Linked DNA regions of Homo sapiens: region 2 is linked to region 1. Evidence: read pairs that join two places in POLR2A ChIA-PET (ENCODE). Cell type or tissue: A673. All regions are shown on one strand. Each heading gives the region's core, and the rest is flanking DNA. Links, peaks and the distances in the headings are about the cores only.

What was found. Peaks named below come from ENCODE experiments on the same cell type or tissue, not always from the same donor. Only the 100,000 strongest peaks of a DNase experiment are listed, where the experiment ranks them.
Region 2: POLR2A ChIA-PET joins it to region 1 with 5 read pairs; 23 of 35 experiments call an interaction of 5 or more read pairs at or near these places.

Annotation. Positions count from the first base shown.
Region 1 is chr6:26,289,560-26,295,530 of GRCh38, reverse strand. All of the region lies in intron 1 of LOC124901287 (a long non-coding RNA gene), which reads right to left. Among named protein-coding and RNA genes, the nearest start is that of TRX-CAT1-2, 6.0 kb to the right of the region's middle. In A673, for the core only: no CTCF peak of the experiment used is centred there; no DNase peak of the experiment used is centred there.
Region 2 is chr6:26,148,478-26,154,448 of GRCh38, reverse strand. No RefSeq gene overlaps it. Among named protein-coding and RNA genes, the nearest start is that of H1-4, 4.9 kb to the left of the region's middle. In A673, for the core only: no CTCF peak of the experiment used is centred there; no DNase peak of the experiment used is centred there; H3K27ac peaks cover 391 bases.

The sequences.
Region 1 (5,971 bases), core at 1,176-3,675:
AAATTGGGACCCAGTAGGAGACAGATTAAAACGGGCTCATCAAAAAGGTCTCAAAGTTGATCCTTCTGTTTTCTCTGGGGTTTAGTCTGTACTGTCCTTCTGCCATTGTCCCCTTCTTATTCTGCTGGACCACAGGAGCCATGTTCTGAATCTCAAAAATTGAAAGAATCTTTTGTCTCACCCACAGCATGCATTGAAAATGATAAACAGGAGGCCAGGCACAGTGGCTCACGCCTGTAATCCCAGTACTTTGGGAGGCCGAGGTGGGCGCATCGTGAGGTCAGGAGATTTGAGACCATCCTGGCTAACACAGTGAAACCCCATCTCTACTAAAAATGCAAGGAAATTAGCCAGGCGTGGTGGTGGGTGCCTGTAGTCCCAGCTACTTGGGAGGCTGAGGCAGGAGAATGGCGTGAACCCGGGAGGCGGAGCTTGCAGTGAGCTGAGATCGTGCCACTGCACTCCAACCTGGGTGACAGAGCGAGACTCTGTCTCAAAAAAAAAAAAAAAAGAAAAGAAAAGAAAATGATAAACAGGAAAGGACGAAAATTGGCCTGTACCATCCCCCCAATAGCAGAAACATCTATACCGCCTCCTTCAGTAGCAGAAAGAGACCCCAACACAAAGAATTCTCTGCGCTGCTGCCATAGCTGGAGAGCCCCTAGGACCTTGCGCTTTTCCTATTTCCGTAAGGCCCAATCTGAATAATCCACAGCAGTTTACTTATGAACACACCCCGGTAGAGTTTAAGTTGTTGAAGGAATTAAAAGCTAGTGTAGTTAATAATGGAATACAGAGCCCATTTACTTTAGGATTGCTAGAATCTGTACTCGGTGCTATGTGCCTTCCAGCCTTTGATATAAAGCATTTGGCTCACACTTGTTTGTCTGGTAGTGCATATCTGACATGGAATTTAAACTGGCTAGAACTGTGTGCAGACCAGACTAGACAGAATCGTGCTGCTGGACACGGGGACATTACAGAGGATATGCAACTGGGTAATGGCCCTTATTCAGATCTGCTGCGACAATTGACACTCCCAGGCACTGCTTACAAGCAGTCTGCCTTGGCTGCTAAACGCGCCTGGGACACCATTCCAGAGCAAGGAGTCCCAGTACAATCTTTTCTACAAGTTATGCAAGGGTCGCAGGAGTCCTATGCACATTTTGTTGTACAATTACAAGAGGCAGTGAGGCATCAGATTCCTCATACCGCTGCTGCAGAAATGCTTACTTTGACTCTAGCTTTTGAAAATGCAAGTGCAGATTGTAAACGTGCTCTGGCACCTGTGAGGTCTGCAAAGATCTTAGGAAAATTTCTCAAAGCCTGTCAGGATGTGGGAACTGAACTCCATCATTCTACAATGTTGGCTCAAGCAATGGCTAATTTAGTAGTAACAAATCTAGAAAGGGCCAAGGGTCAAGCCCTAAAGTAGGAAAATGTTATAATTGTGGAAAAATTGGACATTTCAAAAAAGAATGCCATCAGACCTCTGGGCAGAGAGGATCTTATAATGCAGTTCCCCCAGACAGAAAAAATGCCAGGACTTTTCACTCGTTGTAATAAAGGAAATCATTGGGTTAATCAATGCCGCTCAAAATTTCATCAGAATAGCACCCCCCTGTCGGGAAACGAGAAGGGGGCCTGGATCCGGGCCCCTCAAACAATGAGGGCATTCCCCATCCAGGCCACAGCCCCATTTCAGGGATGGGTTCCCAGAAGAACATTGATTCCCTCTCCCCAGGAACACCCAGAAGCACAGGATTAGATCTTCCAGTCAGAGAACGGGTTACATTTGTTGGAGGAGACAAACCCACGAAGATTCCCACTGGTATTTGGGGACCTTTGCCAACAGGATATATGGGATTAATTTTGGGCAAAAGCCGTCTTAACTTACAGGGCATTACCATGGTCCCCGGAGTTGTTCACTGTGATTATGAAGGAGAAATTCAAGTAGTAGTAATGTCACAAGATCTTTGGGTTTTTGAACTGGGAGAATATACTGCTCAACTATTGCTTATTCCCTGCAAGTTGCACCCTTCCCCATGAAAGGAAAAACGAGGGAATCAAGGATTTGGAAGTACAACTAGGCGGTAAATTTATCTATCACAACCCATAGCATTTAATCGACCCACCTGTACAGTGCAAATTAAAGGAAAGAAGTTCTATGGGCTTATGGATACGGGAGCTGATGTGTTAGTAATATCCAAACACTATTGGCCCACCATCTTGACCCCTGCAATTAACTTCTACATCCTTAGTGGGACTAGGAAAGCTCAAAGTGTTCAGTGGAGTGCTGAGATTTTATCCTGTCTCAGACCACATGGACAGTCATGTACTTTTCAACCTTATGTTGCAAATATAGCTGTTAATCTATGGGGCCGAGATTTACTGACAGCATGGGACATGAGACTTAAAAAGGAAACTATTGATAATCCAGGATTTAAAATGTTAAAGAAAATGGGATTCAGAGTGGAAAAGGCTTAGGAAAGCCCCTGCAGGGAAACCCTGATCCAATATCAATAACTGGACAAAACAGAAAAGGGCTAGGTCATCAGGATTTTTGGTGGGGGTCATTGGTATTTCTCCTCCACCCACTGCTTTGCCGCTAGAGTGGCTGACTGACAAACCTGTGTGGGTGGATCAATGGCCCCTATCACAGGAGAAACTGATGCAACTCCATCAGCTAGTGAGAGAGCAACTGGAAGCAGAACATACAGAATAGTCAGCCCCTGGAATTCACCTGTATTTGTGATCCAAAAATGTCAGGAAAATGGCAACTGCTACATGATTTGAGAGCTATTAAATGCACAGATTAAACCAGTGGGTGCATTACAGCAAGGTCTGTCATCCTCAGCAGCCATTCCAAGAGATTGGACTCTTGTAGTAATAGGTCTTAAAGAGTTTTTTTTTTAATATACCATTACACAAAAAGGATAAGCCTCAATTTGCCTTCTCTGTGCCTTCTATTAATCAAAGAGAGCCTGTCTCTCGCTCTCAGTGGAAAGTTTTAGCCCAAGGCATGCTCAACAGTCCTATGTTATGTCAGCATTTTGTAGGAAAAGCTTTAAAGGAGCCTCGCAATATATTTCCCAATGCCTACATCATTCATTATATGGATGATATTCTTTTGGCCGCTCCTACAGATCAAATGTTACATCAGTTATTCAGGGAAATAAAATGAGTCTTGACTGCATGGAATCTCAAAATAGCTCCTGAAAAGGTGCAAACAACCTCCCCATACCAGTACTTAGGTACTATTGTTACTGGAAGAAGTGTTCGGCCTCAGAAAGTAACTCTCTGTAGGGAGAGGGTACAAACTCTGAATGACTTCCAACAATTATTAGGGGATATCAATTGGCTGTGCCTGATGCTAGGTATTGCCATCTACCAACTCACACACCTTTATCAAACCCTCCAAAGAGATTCTTCATTAGATTCTCCTCGGCAACTTACTAACGAGGCAGAAGCTGAGTGACAGCGTGTAGAACAGATCCTTCAGCAACAACATGCCTCCCGGCTACAGCCACAAAAGCCTTTGCTTTTGTTTATTCTTCCTACCCCCCATTCTCCATCAGGATTTTTAGGCCAATTCATAGACAAATCTGTAATGGTAATATAAAGGCTTTTTTTTTTTTTATTCAATCTGACAGTGAAATCTTTGCAAGTTTATCTTTCTTTAATTACTCAACTTATAACAATAGGTAGGCACAGGTAAAAAATGCTTACGGGATATGATCCTGATAAAATTATTGTTCCCTTGGATTCCCAACAACAGGCCGCAGCATGGGAAATGTCGACTGCATGGCAAATTGCTTTTGCAGATTTTGTGGGAATAATAGATAACCATTATCCATCAGACAAGATTTTGCAATTTTATAAAGTTCACCCTTTTATCCTCCCTGTAATTACCCATCACAAGCCCATTCCAGGTGGAAAGACATATTTTACCAATGGCTCTTACAAAGGCCGCACAGCTATTTATGCAACTAAACATACTCAAACAATAAAGATCTCTGGAGTTTCAGCTCAATGCTCAGAGTTAATCGCAGTTATTCAGGTTTTAGAGCTCACGGCTTTATCTCCTATTAATATTGTTTGTGATTCAGCCTATGTTGTAAATGCAGCTAGTTGCATTGAGACTGCCACTATTAAGGGCACCCTAGAACCAGAGCTGCTTAATTTGTTTCTAAGACTTCAGCAAGCTATTCTCTCTTGTGCTGCTCCTATTCGCTCTCATACGCAACTTCCTGGACCACTATCTCAAGGTAATGATAAAGCAGATAAATTAATTGGTTCTGTATTCCAACAAGCCCAAGCTTCCCATGCATTACTGCATCAAAACACCTCTGCCCTTACTCATATGTTTCATCTGCCTTGCAGTCAAGCTCAAGCTATTGTGCAAGCCTGCTCCACTTGTCAGCATGTCCCTGGTGTTGCACCCGTGGAAGGATGCGACCCACGAGGCTTGGCTCCAAATGAAATCTGGCAGATGGATGTTGCACATACAGCAGCCTTTGGCAAACTTAGCTATGTTCATGTGACTATAGACACCTACTCCAATATGTTACATGCCACATGTCAAACAGGGGAAACTGCTGGCCATGTCCAATGGCATTGTTTGTCGTCATTTGCCCATATGGGGGTCTCTAAACAATTAAAAACTGACAATGGACCTGCTTATGTTAGTCATGCTTTTCAAAATTTTTTACAGTTATGGGCAATCATTCATAAAACAGGAATTCCTTACAATCCCCAAGGACAAGGCATTATAGAGCGGGCACATCAAACACTACAGCGTATGTTGAGAAAAAAAGGGGGAATAGGAGACCAGCTACCACCTTAAACAAAATTACATTTAGTCTTGTTTACTTTAAATTTTTTGATGCCTGGTATGGATGGTAAGACTCTAGCAGAACAACATTGGCAAGTGTTAGAGGGAAAGAGGCAAGTTTATCCAAAGGTGTTATGGAAATCCCCAGAAGAAGGACAAAGGAAAGGCCCAGTGGATTTGCTGATGTGGGGATGAGGGTATGCTTGTGTTTTTACAGGAGATGGACAAACTGTGTAGGTGCCCTCCAGGTACGTGCAACCATGGAACGGGAGACTGGAGGGATCCGTGGATCGCAACCATGGGCCCGGTTCCCCCAGTACAAGCCATAGGCCAGTTGAATCTGAATGCAAAGATGGAACAAGGGCCGACTGGAGTCACATTGACATCCACCCTCATAACATGGGGACAGATCAAGAAAACCATGCAGGAAGCTGAGAAAATGCTGGAGTGCCAGGGTCAGGCAAAAACCCCTGAATCAATGTTCTTGGCCATACTAGCTGTAGTGTCCTGTGTGGTATGTTTCCCCTGTGTAGAAGCAAAAACATGTCGGGCATATGTTCCTAACCCCTGAGTAGTGCGACCTGTACTCTGGAGTGACACTCCTCCTGAGGTATATCGTGATCAGGGAGCATGGACCCCAGGACCCCTAACTCCCCCTGACACAGAACTATTAGACTGTCAGAACAATAGTATCAATTACACTGCCCCATTGGAGGGACTCCCTTTATGCATCACCAAGGATACATCGCTCAATGGCAGTTGCCTTGCAGTCCAATCCCAGGCATGGTTGAGTCACCATGGAAACATTATGTACCTATTAGGCCTTAGCTCTAATAATATTACTGGTGGATTTACTAATCTCTCCCAGCCCCATCGTCCAAATTGTATTGATTATACAGAATGGGCTCCCTTCAATAATTCTCACCCCCCTCCTTGGATCCAGTGTCTTGACCCCTTAGCTAGACAAGTCTATGTTAATGGGAGACATTATTGACTGGGGTCCCTGTGGTCATTTGGGAGAGATGAGAATCAGACCTCATGGAACAAACTTCGCTGCCACTGGTGGTGAACATTTAACATTTCTTCGCTATATCGCATTGGGATTCAATCCTAATCTGCCACGCAACTGGCTTGGCA
Region 2 (5,971 bases), core at 2,335-4,834, 140 kb after region 1:
TGAAATGTATCAAAACAGTACTGTTTAATGTTGAATTTGTTATAAAAGTGATGTAAATTATCAATGTTTTTAATATCTTGATGTGTATTTTCAATCTAATTATTGCACATCAGTGCAAAAATAAATATGCCCTTTGGTATTTATTGAAATAAAAAGGGAGATGGATAAATCTCCAAAACAGACTAGGGAAACTGATTATATGGGCATTTGATTCCAGAATGGTAATATTATACCTATTTAATGACAACAAAAACCACTCCTGTAAATGACTGAAACTTACACAACACATGGAAGTTTGCTTTCACATGCCTCACTTTATCCAGTGTATTCCTCATGGCTAGGAAGGAGTTAAACTCTCCAAATTCTGTGGTCTTTCAACTTCCACTGCTTGCCTCCTTAAGGTGTGGTGTGTTTTCTTTACTTTACTTTTCTTTTCTTTTTTTGAGACAGAGTCTCACTGTGTCACCCAGGCTGGAGTGCAATGGCGCGATCTTGGTTCACTGCAACCACTGCCTCTGCCTCCAAATGCATGGGCTGGGAGAGGTGGCTCACGCCGGTAATCCTAGCACTTTGAGATGCTGAGGCGAATGGATGACTTGAGATCAGGAGTCCGAGGCCAGCCTGACCAACAAGGTGAAACCCCATCTCTGCTAAAATAAAATAATAATAATAATAATAATAATAATAATAATAATAGTTAGGTGTGGTGGTGTAATCCCAGCTACTCGGGAGGCTGAGGCAGGAAAAGCCCTTGAACCAGGAAGGCGGAGGTTGCAGTGAACGTGCTCTCGAGCCTTGGTGACAGAGATTGAGGATTGACCACTATGAAATCAAGCATCTATTTGACACTTGTCGGTGATGAAATAGGAACAATAACAAAAGGCCTTACTTTCTTATTGGTCAGCGGGCTGGCTATCTCAGAACTAGGCGTGTGTGCACACACACATGTTCATGCATGTGTTCTATTTTTTATTTTGTTATTATTTTTTTGAGATGGAGTTTCGCTCTTGTCACCGAGGCTAGAGTGCAATCAATGGAGCGATTTCTGCTCACTGCAAAGTCCACTTCCCGGGTTCAAGCGATTCTCCTGTCTCAGCCGCCCAAGTAGCTGGGATTACAGGTGCCCGCCACCACACCCAGCTAATTTTTGTATTTTTAGTAGAGACAGGGTTTCACCATGTTGGTCAGGCTGGTCTCCAACTCCTGATATCAGGTGATCCACCCGCCTCGGCCTCCCAAACTGCTGGGATTACAGGTATGAACCACCCAGTCATGCATGTGTTTTAAACATAGATTCTGAGGCCTTGCTCAAGATTATTCTGACATAATAACTCTTCAGTAGGTCCTCAGAATCTGAATATTTATCAGTTTTCTCATGCCACTCTTATGCCGAGCCAAGTTTGGCAACTCTGCTGAACTCACTAGAGATGACCAATAGGGCAAATGTGCTTCCTGTCACGTGAGTTCTCCCAGGGATTTCTGGGCGTGTCTGTGAGATCTTAGAAAAGATATCCATGCTGAATATGACCATATATTGGAAAGACGGGGACAGCATTAGTCCAATCTTGACTTCCTTTGATTCACACCTGGCTGGCCACTATAGTGGGCTGAAGAAGGAGAAAGGAGAGTAACTAAAGTTAAGCATCCAATGAGTCATTATTTTCCAACCACAGAAGGTAGACTGAACCTTGGCTGCTTATGGACTACTTGAATCCTCTAGTACAGCATCTACATTCCTTATCCATTTTATCATTTTTAATGATAGTCATCCTTCCCATTTGTTGGCTACTGTACTACATGCTATCTGAAATTTTTTTTCCCCCACAACTGGGCTGCAGCCTGAGTTACCTGCATTCTTACTTAGTCAGTGTAACAATCCTCTGTTATGGATAGTATTTCTACTTTACAAAGTAGGAAATGGACATGCAGAGGTTAACAAGTTCTCTTGAGAAAACTGTTGGTAAGAGGTACATTGCAGATTCCAGCACACGTTGGTTTTACTTCAAAGCATGTATGCTTATTAAACAGTGTTTTCTCAAACTACAGGTCTGAACAAGCATGAAAAGTTGTGAAATCAGTTTAGTTGTCAAGGACAAAATATTTCTCTTTTTAGTGAAATAGAATAGAATATAAAATACCAGTTTTCGTTGCATGTAGTTTTAGTTATATACACAAATCTTGGTGTGTTAGGCCCCTTAGTAAAAGACATTTCTACTGTGCCTGTTCACATGTCCACAGTATGTCTTCCTTGTGCAATTTCTTGAGCTTTTATAGTCATAAAATATTATCAAGTATGTTATTCTTTAATGAGCTAAGAAAGTAATTTGATATCATTGACATTTTTAAAGTCTCTAAGGTACCCTGAGTGGTGGAAAATGGGGGACACTCTAATTGTTTTTATTTTGGACATGATAGCAGTAATATGCAGCTACAAATATGACTATGAACTAAGGGGAACAATGTGATTTGCAGAAAAGTTGAAATAAAAGAGAAGATTGTGCTTGGTTGCTTTTACCTCACAGTTCTGCAGTCAAAGAGCTTAATTCTGAATTTCTGTATTTTAATATGATGTTACCATGATTGTTTCATTAAAGATAGAGTTTGGAAAAGAGGTGCTTTATGCTAGACAGATGGACTATATAGTATCTTCAACATTGTTTCCTTTTTACTTAAGTCAATAATTAACACTGTGGTTTGCACACCCATGGTTATTCATCACAGCAATGTTTGGAATTATAAAATATTTCAAAAAACTTTAATGCCCCACATAAGAGAGTGGTTGGATAAAGTAGGATGCATTTACACAGTGCAGTAATATGCAGCTACAAAAATGACTAAGATCTCTATGAACTAGTATCAATTCCAGGATATACATTTAAGTGATAAGGCAAAGTCCAAAAGAATATACTTAATATAATGACCTTTGCTGAGAAAGAAGGGAGTATAAGAAAACAGACAATTTTCTATTCATTTGTGCAAAAGAAATATAGAAAACTAAACCAAAAACTAAAAATCATTGACTACCTATGGGAGGTGGATGAGAAAGAAACAGGTGGAAAGAAGGGGGAATGGGAAAAAACAGTAAGGATAAGAAGGGAATGACACTTTTTTGACTATACCTTTTCATATAAGTGACCCTTACAACTATAGTAATGTTTCATATGCCAGCAAAATAAACTATTAAACAAACGATTAAAACTGATAGAAATGGGGGATACAAAATGGAATACAAGGAATGAAACAAATAAACCAAGCTGTATTAACTTAATAACATAGTAACATTTAAGGGAGGGAAGAAGATAAAAGTTAACCTAAGTAACATTGGAATACAATACTAATTGCATACTCCCTGGGCAGGCACGGTGGCTTACACCTGTAATCCCAACACTTTGGAAGGCCAAGGCAGGCAGATCACCTGAGTTCAGGAGTTCAAGACCAGCCTGGCCAACATGGTGAAACTCAGTCTCTACTAAAAATAAAAAAATCAGCCAGCTGTTTTGGCATGCACCTGTAATCCCAGCTACTTGGGAGGCTGAGGCAAGAGAATCACTTGAACCCGTGAGGCAGAGGTTGCAGTGAGCCGAGATCACGTCACTGCACTCCAGCCTGAGTGATAGAGCAAGACTCCATCTCAAAAAAAAAAAAAAAAAAAAAATTTACTTGGATACTTTAAGGCTAAAGACAAAAAAATCAATCATATATACATATACATACACACTGTAATCTAATATATATGGATTAGTATAGTATATACTATAATTTAGCAAAAGTGTTTGTTATTAATATAGTTTATCAATTCTGAAACTACTTTATGTGCACATTACTATTAAGCAAATAAGTAAAATTATCTATTTGTATATAATGACAGTCAGTGTTCTCACTGGTGGAAAAAGAATATTTAGCTAAAATGAACCTTGTAAAAAAAAAAAAAAAAATTAGCCAGGTGTGGTAGTTTGCACTTGTAGTACTAGCTACGTGGAAGGCTGAGGTAGAAGGATCCCTTGAACCCAGGATTTCGAGGCTTCAGTAAGCTGTGATTGCACCGCTCACTCCAGCCTGGGCAACAGAGCAAGACCTTGTCTTAAAAAAAAAATTAAAAATATTGGATTTTAACTTATGTTTATAAATAAAAAGAAGGGATAATTCTTCCTTACAATATAATTCCAATTAGTAAATGTAGTAGGCAGGAGGGAAACAGAAAATGATCATTAGGCAAACAATATTTGTTTCTTTGTTTTTTGAGACGCAGTCTCGCTCTGTCGCCCAGGCTGGAGTGCAGTGATGTGATCTTGGCTCACTGCAAGCTCCGCCTCCCGGTTTCACGCCATTGTCCTGCCTCAGCCTCCCGAGTAGCTGGGACTACAGGTGCCCACCACCATGCCCGGCTAATTTTTTGTATTTTTAGTAGAGACGGGGTTTCACCGTGTTAGCCAGGATGGTCTCGATATCCTGACCTCGTGATCCGCCCGCCTCGGCCTCCCAAAGTGCTGGGATTACAGGCTTGAGCCACCGCGCCCGGCCGGCAAAGAATATAGTGATCTTGTTTCACATAAAATCCATCAATGGATGCTAAAATTAGTGGGCAAATTTTAAGACGCATGATTTGTTTCTCCAAGTTACCTTATCAACTACAAAGGAAAAGATAGTAAGTTTACATTGAAGAATCCTAGCAATCACCACCTTAACTAAGTAAAGTAAACATCACAAAGCAACAAGGCATATGTGTTTCATAAACTCATTGCATTGAGAAGGACATTTTATCATTTTGGTAGTATTTCCTGTCAAAAACCCAGAAACTCACTCCAGTGGAAAAAAAAGGACAATCATCAAGGGATATTCTTCAAAATAACTCATCAGCACTCTTCAGAAGTGTGAACATCATAAATATAAGAACAGACAGCAGAACTAATACAGACTTAAAGAGTCTAAGAAACAAGCAGTGACTAAATTCAGTGGGGGATCCAGAATAGGATTCTGACACAGAAAAAGAACATTAGGGGGAAGATGTGTGATATTTGAATGGGTCAGAAGTTTAGTTAATATTTTACCAATGTCTACTTCCTATTTCTGATCATTGTATATGGTTATGTAAAACATTAACATTACAGGAAAACAGTTGCTGAAAATAAGAAACATTGTATACTCTATTTGCAACTTTTTTTCACAATTTTTTGCAAAAATAATTCTCTTAGGATTTTGCCATGTTAGAATACTTTCCGACGGGCGTGGTGGCTCACGCCTGTAATCCCAGCACTTTGGGAGGCCGAGGCGGGCGGATCACGAGGACAGGAGATCAAGACCATCCTGGCTAACACGGTGAAACCCCGTCTCTACTAAAAATACAAAAAATTAGCCGGGCGTGGTGGCGGGCACCTGTAGTCCCAGCTACTCGGGAGGCTGAGGCAGGAGAATGGCGTGAACCCAGGAGTCGGAGCTTGCAGTGAGCGGAGATCACGCCACTGCACTGCAGCCTGGGTGACAGAGCAAGACTCCGTCTCAAAAAAAAAAAAAAAAAAAAAAGAATACTTTTCATAGGTGGTAAAAAGAAACAATGCAAAACACCAAACTGTGATATAGAGAGTCTCCATAGTGGTGGAAATACAAATTATTTTTATTATTGTATCTAAACCTTTATGTGTTTTCAAAATTTCTACTGTCAGCATGGATTTCTTTTTTAACAAACAACATCTTTCTAGAGCTGCGCACGGTGGCTCACGCCTGTAATCCCAGCACTTTGGGAGGCTGAGGTGGGCGGATCACTTGAGGTCAGGAGTTCAAGATCAGCCTGGCCAACATGGTGAAACTCTGTCTCTACTAATAATACAAAAAAATTAGCTGGGCATGGTGGTGGGGATTACAGCTACTCAGGAGACTGAGGTGGGAGAATCTCTTGAACCTGGGAGGTGGAGGCTGCAGTGAGCCAAGATCCTGCCACTGCACTCCAGCCTGGGTGGCAATGTGAGACTCTGTC